2 separate regions of the Homo sapiens genome follow, and region 2 is linked to region 1. Evidence: chromatin contacts called from ENCODE Hi-C data. All regions are on one chromosome and are shown on one strand. Each heading gives the region's core, a stretch centred on a gene start or an enhancer-like site at or near the end of the contact. The rest is flanking DNA. Distances are from core to core; before and after follow the strand shown.

Region 1 (6,649 bases), core at 933-3,432:
CTTGCATAAGGAGCATGAAGAAACAAAACCTAAAAATTACGGCCAACAGGATTAAGTAAAGAAGCACTGAGATATCTAGCTTTGGAAAATTCTTTTAAATTCTGAAATGAGAGCATTTGTCCTTGGGGCCTATATTCCACTGGCACTTCTTACCCCCTGGTTTCATATGTAAACCAGAAAATGAAAACCAGACCCACTGACCCAAAGGAGATGAAGCATGTTTCTTTTGCCCATTATATTTCTCTGCTCACGCCTAGATGCCTTGCCTTCTCTGTCCTCTGTGTTTGAAGTTGAGAGCTGGGAACAGACATGAGATTGAGGTCCCAGGGAGAAGCCAAGTTCAGCCTGAGCTGGTGAACTCACTGAGACTAAGGGCAGATAATGTGAACTAAAGATACTCACTTATGACATTTGTGCCAGTAAGGGAAAGACCCACTGCGCCTTTACAAACAGGTTTCTTTTTGGTTGTCTTAACGGATGGCGCCTAGCTGAACGTCTTGGCAGTTTTCCTTAAGTAAGCGTCTCCAATTGATGATGATGGGAATGAGCTTAACACACAAGCCAGTATTACATAGGATTTTCTGCCAAAGACATTGAATGCACCAATTCTGAAGGGAATCATCATAAGGGACAGCGGGCTGATCTTACAAAACATCAGCATGCTTATGCAAGACCCCAACAGCAACAAAAATGACAAAGAATTAGGTGAAAAGGAAGGCAAAAGCTTGGGAAGAAACATGAAAATGTCCGTGTGAAGACATGTGTAAAAAAACAATGGAAGTGCAAAACTGATTTTAGTATTATATTTTGTTGGCAATAAATTCCATCCCGTTGTTTGAATGCATTTTGATCCTACGCTGCAGTGTCCATGTGCTAATAATTTAAATAATTACTGTTAACGTTATAGTAAACTCTAACTTCTAAAAGGGCAGTTAGTCCAGATTTTCTCCAGTAGTCAAGCACTGTATCTGTGAATGACTTAAGAATCTTTTCATGGCAGGTTCCCTTTGGCGGCCCCCTCCTCCCTAGCTTTCTAAACTTCTCACTTGCAAAGCAGCAAGCAGGTTTGTATTCATTCTTTTCAGCTTGCTTGGATTTTATCTGACTGCAGAGAACCGTGACTGGACAAAGATTGTGGTTTGGGGCGGTGACTGCTGTGACGGCACCCTTTGCTCCCATTGTGTGCTTTACAAGGGACTCGCTCTGCCAGAGCTCCTTTCTCCTTCCCCCGGTCTAAACCAGAGAGCTCCGAGGGCTGTCTGGCGCAGGACCAAGAGGCGGAGTTCAGCACCGCGGCCAGCAGGGGGCGTACTTGCCAGATAAGAACAGGTTTCTCGGTGCCAGAGTAACTCACATCACGCACGTTCTCTGCCGGGCTGTCCTTTTTAGTCAATTTGGCTCAAGATTAGACTCCAGAAGCATTTTATTTTGCCCTCTAAGGTCCCGGCCCACACCTGTATGACTGTCTGTCCACGCTGCTGTTTGCAGTTTCTTTTTGTTGTTAACAGTAGGCTCTGCTTTGCCATCCCTGCCGTCTGGTCACCTTTTACTTAGAAATTGGAGAGTGGTTTTCTTTCCCTCTCCCTGTATCACAGGTCAAGTTGAAGGGTACGGTCACCTGCAGGGAACAGGACCAAGTGTGTTCATTGAGCATTTTGCTGTTTTACATGACCTCGCCATAAAGGAGTGTCTCTACGAGAAAGGAAAAACCTGTTTCATAACGCAGTGCAGAGCTTTGTTTTCTCTCGTCAGGGTGACAGCCCTTTGGTTCCTGCCAGTGGGTATGCGACAGGAAGGTGGGGAAACTGGATCATGAAAATTCCACGGCTGGCAATTGCTCATTCTTTAGCCTTCTAGCCAGAGGATAGTGTCTGGTTCCCAGGGTGGCTCAGTACAGTATTTAATTCAGAGAGCCCAAACCTATGCCATTAGCATTTTATTCTTTAAAAAAAAAAAAAGAGGATGACCCTTGGTAATTTATAAGCAGCTTCAGCATAGTCTGGCACGAGGGGGTGATTGAGGAAGCGTTTTGTTTTTTGAAACTTGGATTCAGTGAACTTGTTGACTGGACTTTGCTGGGTAATGTTTTTCCCCGACAGCGAGCCATCTGCACAGGAAAAGTTCACAGTGCAACCCCGGGGCTTGTTACCACAATGTGGTGCTTTATGACTGGGAGCCTTTTCTTGAACGCCTGAGCCACTAGGTTCCTGTGCTCTCTGCCCCAGGTTGGATTACAAGTTGCCCCAGTGCTGGAGCAATTCCCACTCTGGCTGGGGCGGACACGGGAGCAGAAACCCCACAGCAGGTGCTGATGCTTCGGATATCTTTTTCTGTAGGCCCCTAAGCCCTCTTCCCCCACTCGCTCACAGTTCCCAACCCTTGCCGCCCTGGGCCCCATTCTTGGATTAGTTCTCAGGCAGCTGAAAATACTGATGTGCTACTTCCTGTTGAGAGAGAGAGAGAAGAGAGAGTGCACCCGTGCAACTGCAACAGGTACCCCCCAGGGAGGAATGTGAAATCACTGAGCTCAAATCTTAGATGGCTTTCAGAAGTCTGTGTAGAGTGAGTTTACTTTCGTTTGTTTTTAGCAGAAGCCCATTATTTAATGGCAGCAGGTTTGTTTTCAAGTCCCTTGGAAGTAACTTGGTGGTATTTCAGGTATATACGGATATAGAATCCAAACTCTGGTATTTATTGGTTCTTACTTTGCTCACATCAATTGGTCTGTTTAAGCCAGTCATGTGCACAATAGGGTTCCAACATTAATTTTTTTTCAGAAACTGAGATTTACTTGCTGTCCTCTTTTTCTACTATTAGAATCATTAATACCTGCCCGCCCCCACCCCCACACACACACTTTTTCATTTTAAAAGTCATCTCTAGGAGCTGTCTTTCCCAGAGCCTCATTGTTCATGAATTATATTGTGAATCCATTTGGACACCGACCAGGAAGTTGCTATAATTGCTCACATGCAAGTAAAAGCTTTCTCTGTGTATTAATTAGTTGATACAAGGGATTAAGATGATTACATGAAAGGCATTGCTACTTCCCTCTGAATAGTTAGACCAAGGTGGGTGCCAAGGCATCATTTGATCCCATTTGCTCAGCATGTTCCCTTGATAAAGGCACAGAATTTGAACAGTGAGGTTTCCGGAGGCAGCAGAACGTGGGAATCATTTGGATTCACTGTGTCTGTTGATGTGAAATGTGGGATATTAATCAAGGCTAATTACATGCAATGGGTTTGGAACCAACTGAAGGCCAGTTCAGGGCATGGTTCTCTATGTAATTACGGACTTTAAGGTACCAGGGTAATTACTGGAAATTAGAGGCCCTTCCTTTATGGGTCTTGCCTCTCAAAATGTGAAAACAGTTTCTTTCACCATTAGGAGGTAGGTCTCTCCTCAGAGTTTGGTGTTAAACAGATACAGCCAGCTTTTAAGTAGGTCTTGGTCATGCTATGTCAGCTTTCTAGAGTTAGGGCAGTAATCCAGATAATTCTGGCCTACTTTTTTTTCCCTGTCAGTGATCTTCTGATATTTTAATTCAAAATAAAAAGTGGTGTACACTTGCTTAGGAAGTGGAATTTTAATAGTTCACTGTCCTTTTGTAGAAGATCATTTCCTCTTGTGTTGTTTGTTTGCTTTTTTTTTTTTTTTTTTGGTCTCCCAGGCTGGAGTGGCATGGTGCAATCTTGGCTAACTGCAGCCTCCCCCTCCCAGGTTCAAGTGATTCTCCTGCCTCAGCCTCCCAAGTAGCTGGGATTACAGGCACATGCCACCATGCCTGGCTAATTTTTTTGTATTTTTAGTAGAGATGGGGTTTTACCATGTTGGCCAGGCTGGTCATGAACTCCTGACCTAGGTGATCCTTCCACCTCAGCCTCCCAAAGAGCTGGGAATATATATATATATATATATATATATATATATATATAAATATATATATACACACATATATATATAAATATATATACACACATATATAAATATATATACACATATATATAAATATATATACACATATATATAAATATATATACACACACATATATAAATATATATATACACACATATACATAAATATATATATATATACACACATATACATAAAAATATATATATATATACACGTATATATATTTTAAGGGTAGTCTGCAGTCCTTTCTATTAATACATTTAATATCTTTTTACTTGGAAATTTGAGTTGCTTCACAATGTATGAGTGTTTGGAGATGCTACTTTTTTTGAGGAAGCCCCTTCCTAGAGGGCTGGGAAAGCCACCATTGTGAGACTCTTGTGGGAAGGTGAACATTCACCCCCAATACAGAAAGCCCCAAAACCCAGATTCTTGTTTCCTGGATCTCTGGTAGCATATGTCTTTATGCTCATCTGGGGGTTAATATGCTAAGTATAGATTTAACTATGCGTATCTTTGCTTACAGGCATGTGTTTATTAAAAGCTCAGGAAAAGGACTTGGCCACTAAGGTCAACAGAACCAAGGTGGGAGGAACTAGTGATTTTTATAAGTCATATATTTAGCTGTCCTGACATTGTTCTTTTTAAGTGCTTTCAGAATTAGTTCCTATTATAGATACACCATTTCTGAATCTGAAGACCGAGAAGGATTTGTAAAAGTATGGAGGGCTTATGATAATTTTATAAAACTGAGGTTTTGTATATTTTATATATAAGATATTCTGTATCAAATTTTTTAAAAAATGTTTTTTCAACTAGTTGATTTCATCACAAGGCTCAAACCCTACAAATTCTGAAGTTTTATTTATGTTGGCATTTCTGATTCTGTTATGTTCCACAATTATTTGTATGTTCTCTGTCTAGAAAGTCTATGTCTATGTCTAGCCTCACTGCATGTTCCTGACTTGGGTTTGAGGATGGCCAATGGAAGAAGGAGTCATTGTGTCTCTAAATTGGGGCATTTAAGGACTGCAGCTGTCAGTTTCTTTCCTGATGGCTTTACCCTTTGTTTGATCACTCAAGTGTTAATGCAGTGCTGCTGCTGGCCTGATTTCACCATTGCTTCCCCTCCACTACCTGCCTAGGCATGTCCTCTCTGTAGGAATTGCCAGGCTTCTCCCTGGTCTAACTGTCTCTCAATTCTCTTTTCTGGCTTTCCCATGGGTTGTTCTCTCCCCACGATCTTTATTATTCCTCTTTGTCTTTTCTCCTTTTTTTCTTCCCCTCCCCTGTAGAAAAATGGGTCTGTATTTTGATAGCTACGGGGTATATATGTGTATATGCAGAGGGGTATATGTGTGTTTGTATAAAGCTTGAATATAGGCCAGGCACAGTGGCTCACACTTGTAATCTCAGCACTTTTGGAGGCTGAGGTGGGAGGATCACTTGAGCCTAGGAGTTTGAGATCAGCCTGGGCAACACAGCAAGACCCCATCCCTACAAAAAAAATTAAAACGAGCTGGGCATGGTGGCATGTGCCTGTAGTCCCAGCTACTTGGGAAGCTGAGGTGGGAAGATCATCTGAGCCCAGGAGGTCGAGGCTGCAGTGAGCCATGATCTAGCTAGCCATTGTACTTCAGCCTGGGTGACAGTGAGACCCTGACTGTAAGAAAATAAAATAAACAACAATAACAAAAAAGAACTTGAATGTAAATATTAGAAACACATTCTTCATTCCCAGCCACTCGCTACTTTGCCTCACATGTCCAGTGCCCAGTGCCACACCCCTTAATTTCTTGGCATATCCTAGAAATGCATATAGACCTCCACCTAGGTTTTCCCTATCTGCAGCCTTCAGGGAACCTGGCTATTGTTTTTATAAAGTTAATGGTCCTGCTACTCTTGTGAGAGAATGCTGCTGCTAGAGCCCTGTGTATGAATGTCTGCCTTTTGTCTTCCCTTTCTTGGGAGTCTTGGGTGTCTTAGTTTCGGACATCCCAACCTGGGGCAGGGGTGGGTGGATGGGATCCTGTGTCTCAAACTTCATTTGTCTGTCATGGTATTCTCTCACCTCTCCAGAGTACATAAATGACTTTTTCGGGCCCCAGAGCTTGAAAGTATGCACAGGTACATGTGCCCACACACATTCTGCCTCTAGTACAAGGGTAAGCCCAAGGTCATTGAAGTAAGTCAGCAAAACTGGAAGCCAGGGTTGTTGATTCTGTGCCTTATTCCTTGCAAGCCCTCTCAGATTTTCTGGAAGAACTTATATACATTTTTCTCTTCCCCCTGCATTTTAAAGATTTATTTCATCTTTAGCTTTATTGAAAGGAAGTGGAATTTGATCTGTGGGGACCTTTTTTTTTGGTGCGGAATGCCAGTGACATCATGGAATGACCAGAGTCCTGCTTTTTATTAAAGGACACAGGGAGGGTTGTGCTACATACACATAGGACAACTCTTTCTCGTTTTGCTTATTTCCAATCATATCTAGCTTTAATTTCTTTGAAACATTTTTTAAAAGTTCAAGTGCCATTGAATAGAAATGATGTGGATTTTTTTAAAGTAAATATTAACTTATCAAATTCAAATGAGAACTTAAAAAGGGAAACTGTAGTAAGGTTATGCTAGACACTAAATTTTTGCTATCATGGTTCCTTCAAGGATTAGTCAAGATTAATTAAGGGAATCACAAAGGATTGCATTTAAGGACATATTTGGAAGTATTTA
Region 2 (6,752 bases), core at 589-3,088, 240 kb before region 1:
GCTGCCCCTCCCCAGCCTCAGGACTCAAGCCCTGATCTTTCCCAAAGGAAACCACTAACTATCTCTGGTGGTCTGTGTCCTCCATGCCCTCTGGCTTCAGCACTGCCGGTGAAATATCCAGATGGTGGTGTTAACCCTGGAGGGGGTCCAGGTCCAGCACTGCCAGGGCAGAACTTTGGAACACTTTGTGCAGGGTCCCTCAGTGGCAGCTACAACTATGCACTTCCTGTGAAATGTGCGGGCATGTTGGGAAATGCTTGAGGGGTCCATGGTTCAAGGATGACTCTTTGATAGGAGATTTAAACTATGATCTATTTGAACATTCGGATTAGGCCGCGTGTGGTGGGTCATGCCTAATTCCAACACTTTGGGAGGCTGAGGTGGGTGGATCACTTGAGACCAGGAGTTCGAGACCAGCCTGGTCAACATGGAGAAACCCCTTCTCTACTAAAAATACAAAAATTAGCCAGGCTTGACGGCAGGTGCCTATTGTCCCAACTACATGGGAGGCTGAGGCACAAGAATCGCTTGAACCTGGGAGGCAGAGGTTGCAGTGAGCCAACATAGTGCACTGCACTCCAGCCTGGTGATGGAGTGAGACTCTGTCTCAATAAATAAATAAAAATAAACTTTCAGAATAGCCTATGTGAGGAGAACCAAGAAGGGGTGAGTTCTTTAGGTGACAACTGAGATCTGAAATTTCAGCATTAGCTTGTGGTTACTGCACACTTTGTTCAATGGTTTCATTTTCTCATGTCTAAGTCCTCTTCCCCAAGCCGCATGCCCACTCCAGCATGCTTGAGCAGGTCCCCGCCTCCCACACTATACCTGCTATGCCAGGGGGACCTGTCCACTGTTTCTTAGACCTGTGGGAACGTGGGCATCTTCTTGCCTGAACTCCTGCTATTCCTACAGCCTAGATTGTCCTGTGTCCTCTCTGTAGACTTCCACGACTCTCTACCCCAAAAGCAAAATTGACCTTTCCACCTTCTATAACATCTACTGGCCTTCTACTTGTCTGGGCTGATCAAGGCTGGGGATAACTCTGCATTCCCTGTGCCTAGCACATAGTGGGCACTCAATAAGTTCCTGTGAAATTGACTTGACTCTCTCTGCCCATACCTGCAGCTATAATACCCTATCAGCTAGAGCTTCTTCTTTCATGAAAACCAACAATATTTAGAAACAAAGCACCATTTCTGTTTTGTTATCTTCTTATCATGTATTGGCTTCCAAATCTTTAATTGTTTCCTGTATTTTCTTTATCCTAAATCCTACCCTCATTTGAACTCTGAACACATTGTTGGAACTTTGTAAAAGTTAATAATAATACATTTCATCCTATATTTATTTGTCCAAAACTATTTTCGAATATGTACATATATAGTTAGAAGCATCACGGAGTCCCACAGATATTTATAATGTTTGACTCACTCCAGAAAGATTCCTGGGATTTTTGCTGGGTCAGCCATCTGGCCGCTGTACTGTGGGCTGCCTGGTGTCTCACTGTGGTGTCTCCCAACCTTCCATTCCCCTGTTTACTTGGGTGACAGTTTGCTTCAGTGGTCAGATCCAGCCCTCAGCCTGCTTGATCCCTTCTCCCATGGAAGTCAGTCCCTGGCTGGTTTCAGTGGGCATTGTTGAGGTGGCGGCCATATGTCAGAGGTAGGGAGTGGAGAGGAGAGAAGAAGAGAAAAGGGGAGCTCCCAGCTGCATGACTGTCAGGGGCTTCTAGTGGGGGATTCTGACAGAGTCAGGAGGTGAGAGGAGGACCAGCTGCTTAGCAGCTATTTATAAGACTGTCATATGGGGAAGTGTGTCTGGCCGGCAGAAGCGAAGGGGGGTGGCGGACTGAACTGGCTCCTTATTTAGCTTTATGACACACACGCAGCCCAACTGTGAGAACCCACTCTGTGTGGAGACACCTGGTCAAATCTGCCTCCGCCAGACGGTGGGAAAGAACATTGACATTTCTCAATGGAATTGAAAAATGGCAGTGCAATTGGGTTTTCAGTAAGAACAATAAACTTTTTTCCATCTTGCTTTCCTTCCTTGCTGAAACTCTTAGGCCTCCCATCAAATAGACTAGTGTTACCTGCAGCCACTGCCCCAGGGGTGCAGGCTTCCACCAGAGAGCCCTGCAGTGTTAACCAGGAAAGAGCAGAAGTGGAGTTAGACCCTTCTTTCAGCTGGGCAGGAGCAGTCAAAGGCTGGAGATTTCTACAAAACCAGCTAAGCCGTGGGAGACAGAGTGACTGCTGGTTTCCTGGAGTGGAGAGAGGTTAATAGTGTGGTGCATTTGGGGTCTGTATGGGGACCAATGTTATTTAATGTGTTTATTATTGATTTGGAAGAGCGAATGGATACTAAGTTAGTGAAGGCTGTGGAGGGCACTAAGTTATTTCACTTAGTAAACACCACAGAGAGTTGCGGAGAATTCAGGAAGGATTTTCCATGGAGTTAAAGAAATTAGAAATAAAAATGTCTCGTTAGATGATGTACTCTGTCCCACTGGGCCAGCAGAGAATTGTTGCCGACAAGAGAAAATATTTCCTAGAGTTTAATTCAACCTCAGTTTTTAAATGCCTTCAATGTGCTCACCTTCTTTCTGGGAATATGGAAGTTCTGTCTGTTTCCTAATGCCTGTCTCAAGTTTTTCTTTTTAAATTCCTCCTATTATGCCTCACAGTTATACCACAGGGATGGGCTCTCTTTGTGGCTTCTCAGTATTTCATTTTCTGTACAACACCATGAAGGCAGGCCATTAACATTTCTTCTAGCCAATTCTGCTCCAAAGTAGTTCTTTCATCTTTTCTTAAACTGTTTTGTCATTATTCGTTCTTCCTAGTTCCCAAATCCTGGTAGCTGCCATCAGCCCCCTTTCAGATTCAGAAAGTAGTCTGATTCCTAGACCTGGTAGATTGTCCTGATGGCCCCAAAGGGAAGAATATTATAGAAATACAGAAATAGTAGTTAGACATTTACCTATTCACATGTCTGTCCAATAACATGGCCTGTGGTTGAAGCTCAAAGTCGTAAAAATCATGTTTGTCAAGTGATCGTATTGAAAACCCATTTCCAACTTGCCATCAGGCTCATTACCAGCATTCTTGAGTTCCAAGTATTGACCCCTAGCTCTAACTATTTGTGTTTCAGCCCTACTATCCCCCAGCAAACTGTTTTGCTGCTTTCAATTTCCAGAACAGGGAGTTACAGGCTCCAGTGAAGCTGTATGGAGCATTTCTTGTTGTTTAAAATATTCTTGAACATGCCGAGAGATGGAGCAGCTTGATGAGAGATGGCTCTTTACATAAATGTAAAATGAAAAACTTAATTGGCGCTTCTCATCCCGATTGTTTAACAAAATCAGGAACATGGATGAACATGATTTAAGGATGAAGTGTAATTTGTATACAGCCAAGACAATGGAGGAGGACCCCAATATTTTACCCAATTTTCAATAACGTTTTTCTTCCCCATGGTAGTATCTTCTCACTTGCACTCCTTTTGCTGTTGTTTAAAAACCACCTATTTATTCCCTACTCCAATGAGTTTGGATGAGGAAGAGATAACATAGCTCCAGCAACTCACCCTTGAGTAGGACAGTCAAAAAAATACTGAACAAATGTAAATAAAAGAACTACCACATTCTTAGTAGTTGCAGTTCGATGACAAGTGGAACCTGCCAACTTGTTTAAAATGTGTAGTAGGAGAGCTAGCCTCACTTACGTCTCTTATCAAAAATCAGATATCCTCTCCCTGGCAATGTGCCCTCTCGGCTCAAGTGTGCAGGCTTGGGAGGTGACATACAAGTAGCTTTGGGGCAAAAATAGGGTTCTAGCCCAGCCAGCAAGCTGAGCTCAATCAATGCTGGTAAGCATGGAGTGACAGACGTTGCAGCCAGATTATTCTTACATCAAATATGAATAAAGAAAACCATTGTCATGAGCAAATTTATTTATGGGTTAATAATAGAAAACAAGTGACTTCTTATCTTTTTCAGTACTTCCCGATGTGAATTCTTATGTCTATTTCTGCAGGATGCTCTGGTGGTGCTGTGACATGCCACCTGCACCCTCCTCCTTCAGGACAGACGTTCTCATTCCCATCCTCATTCCTCAGCTTCTGGGAGTTGGGTGAAGGTGGTGACTGGCAGCTATCAGCTGACCCACTCTCCAGGAATTGGCCTAAGGTTGGTCACTACTACTTGCCCCAAGACACATCTTCTCCTGGGGGCAGCCAATGACTGGCCCATTTCACCCCAACAATGGTTTATCTGAGAGCACTCCCTAGCAAATTTCCTATACTCTCCTTTTCAGAATCTGTGACCTAAGATAGATATACAGGACAGGAATTATTGCCTCCTTTACAAAAATAGAGAAATGGAAGCTCAGAGCAGTCACATCTTCCCTTTAATAGCACTTACCGTATTTTATTGTTTATTTATAACTCCCTCCCACTACAATGAGAAACCGCCAGAATCACTGAAACACTTTCTCAAAATTCACATGCTCGAGTGGTGCCCTGAAGATGCTATGCAGCTCTACTAAGGCCTGGCTGGGGTCTCAGTGAGAGCATTTTGAAAAGCTTCCCAGGTGATCATGAGGAATGTCCTGGTTTGAGAACATATGGGAAGAAGGGCCCAGTGCTCCTTGCACATCATTTTATCCCCAGCACCTAGGACAATGCCTGGCATATGGTAGCACTCAATAAATGTTGAATTAGTGAATGAATTCCCTAAGATCACACGCTGGTTCATAACAAAGCCCTGGAACTCCTGGCTCATTGCTTTCACTGCTGGAGGTATTAAAAGAAACAAAACTTTCTTAGCAATATCTTAATCATCACTCCTTTGGCAATTGTTTATTTAACTTCTTAAAATTCCTCCCAGCAATGGCAACAAAAATAAAACCACACACAAAAAAAGCTGCATACAAATGGGCTCTCTTAATGATTTTACCACCAAAGTATATCGTACAATCTTCACTGCCATCCCCCACTTTGGAGTCATCTGTGCTAGAAAGATGATGGATACACATATTAGTCTCTGGTTGTAATGAACACATCCATTATAAAAGCAATAGTAACTGCAACAGGGATTATGTGCTTGGTGAAAACATCTCCAGTGCCTTGTAAACACCTCAGCCTTCTGGCAGCCCCCCTGTGGGCCTATTTACTGCCTCTACGTTGCAAGGTAGCTACTGTCTAATTATACACAACTGGCTTGGTTAATCCTGCATAATAATAATTAAAAACAATTCATATTTTTTTCTTTTACTCTCTTTATTAACTTTAAACTTTTAAAGCCTCAGAGGTCCCTGTAGAATCAAAAGCTTATTAAAATATCAAGACATGCGAGCCTTTTCAAGTGCATATTATTACATTTGTTTTTGTTAACATGACAAGGCCCAAAAGAAACTCAGCAGATTTTTGTAGATCAAAGCAAAGGCACTGTGAGAGAAACTGGACCACCTGTGCCGTGTCACCCATAGTCATGAAGAAAACAGCAGGCCCCGAGGAGCCTCCCTCAGCAGCAGCCCAGATGGGCGGGGCAATGTCGGGGGAGAGAGGACACAGCAGGGAGAGCTGCTCCACCTGACTGCATGGAGCCTGTGGCATTTGGGCGGTCCTTAGGGAGGCCCCCTGGACTCCAGGGCTTTTGGTTACCTTGGTTACCCGGCTCTGTAGCTCTGGTGTCAGACCTAGCCTGTAGACAGGAGGATTGGAGAAAAAGTGGGGAAGGGAGGAGGAGGCGGCACTGTTCCAAGCCCTGGGCTGCTGGAAGACTCAAAGTGAACCAGGTGAAGGAGGTGTCTGGTTGGCTTGTGGGAAAATAAAACAGTAAGTCTTACCTACTTACATAAACCCATGTGCACACTCTGGGAGCACACATGCAATGAACACTAAATCCTGTCCATGGGCCACAGGGAAAGCAGTGGGCCTGGCCTCCAGGCTGCACACTTGAGGCTGCCCTTCCTTGATTTCTTTCCCCTTCTGGAAACTGCTCTTTGCCTTATTTCACCTCAACGCTGGGAGAGTTGGGACAGTTGTGTATGTGGTGTGATTGGGCTGCTGGCTTCCCCAGGGTGGCCTCAGGCCCTGAAGGCTCTCAGATTAGACCAGGTAAGCCTCGTTACTAAGTTCCCAAGTGGACCCTTCATATTCCCTAACCAAGGAAGAAATCCACACATTCTATGGAGCAACAGAGCATTAGCATGAAATGGTTGGAGTGGTGGGGAAAGGAAAGATTCCCTTGCTTATCCATTCCAACTAATGAGCACTAAATATTTTAATTGGTCTCAAGAAGCAGAGGAGAGTGTGGATCTATACAGGCCACACAGAGGCAATTATTTATTCTAGCAAAAAAGTATCTATTGAGCCCCTTCTGGGGTCAGGCACTGGGCTTAGATGTTTTGCAAATTTGTAACCTCCTATTTAAGGTAGAGAATTGTATGCTACTCAAATTCAAGTACCTAGTACAATCACTACACTTAGTATGTATTTATTAAATGGGTTAACTCATTTATAATCCTCACAGCAACCTCACATGAAGAATTAATATTCCCATTTAGCTGATGCAGAAAGTGAAGCTAGGGAATTCACCTGAATCCCTGCTTCACACACATTCTTCTCTTGGCTATCAGGGCACCACACTTCCTTGGTTTCCATCCTACCTTCCCCTCGCTGGTTCTTCCTTTTCTCCCTGATCTCTTCATTTTAGCGTGCCCTCTTCTCTAAATTTACTCCCTTGG

The links. A loop is a pair of places that touch in the nucleus more often than their neighbours do. Pooled maps may share reads with other maps.
Region 2: a loop to region 1 is called in a map with no recorded cell type, with 12 times the contacts of the local background. The contact joins two enhancer-like sites. A Hi-C loop is called at or near these places in 1 of 168 maps with a recorded cell type or tissue (PC-3), 9 of 37 single-sample maps with no recorded cell type and 4 of 50 pooled maps.

What each region holds. Positions count from the first base shown.
Region 1 is chr5:107,566,849-107,573,497 of GRCh38, reverse strand. The region is part of intron 1 of EFNA5 (ephrin A5); the gene reads left to right. Among named protein-coding and RNA genes, the nearest start is that of EFNA5, 100 kb to the left of the region's middle. RefSeq lists enhancers at 1,156-1,450, 1,461-1,610, 2,181-2,460, 2,071-2,782, 4,707-5,242 and 1 more. Within about 2 kb of position 2,182, at least 30 of the 41 ENCODE cell types and tissues checked have a DNase peak (open chromatin) inside an H3K27ac peak, as active enhancers do.
Region 2 is chr5:107,807,792-107,814,543 of GRCh38, reverse strand. It overlaps the pseudogene RN7SKP122. Among named protein-coding and RNA genes, the nearest start is that of EFNA5, 140 kb to the right of the region's middle. RefSeq lists enhancers at 861-1,060, 1,778-1,877, 1,978-2,087, 4,446-4,967, 4,968-5,490 and 1 more. Within about 2 kb of position 1,838, at least 3 of the 41 ENCODE cell types and tissues checked have a DNase peak (open chromatin) inside an H3K27ac peak, as active enhancers do.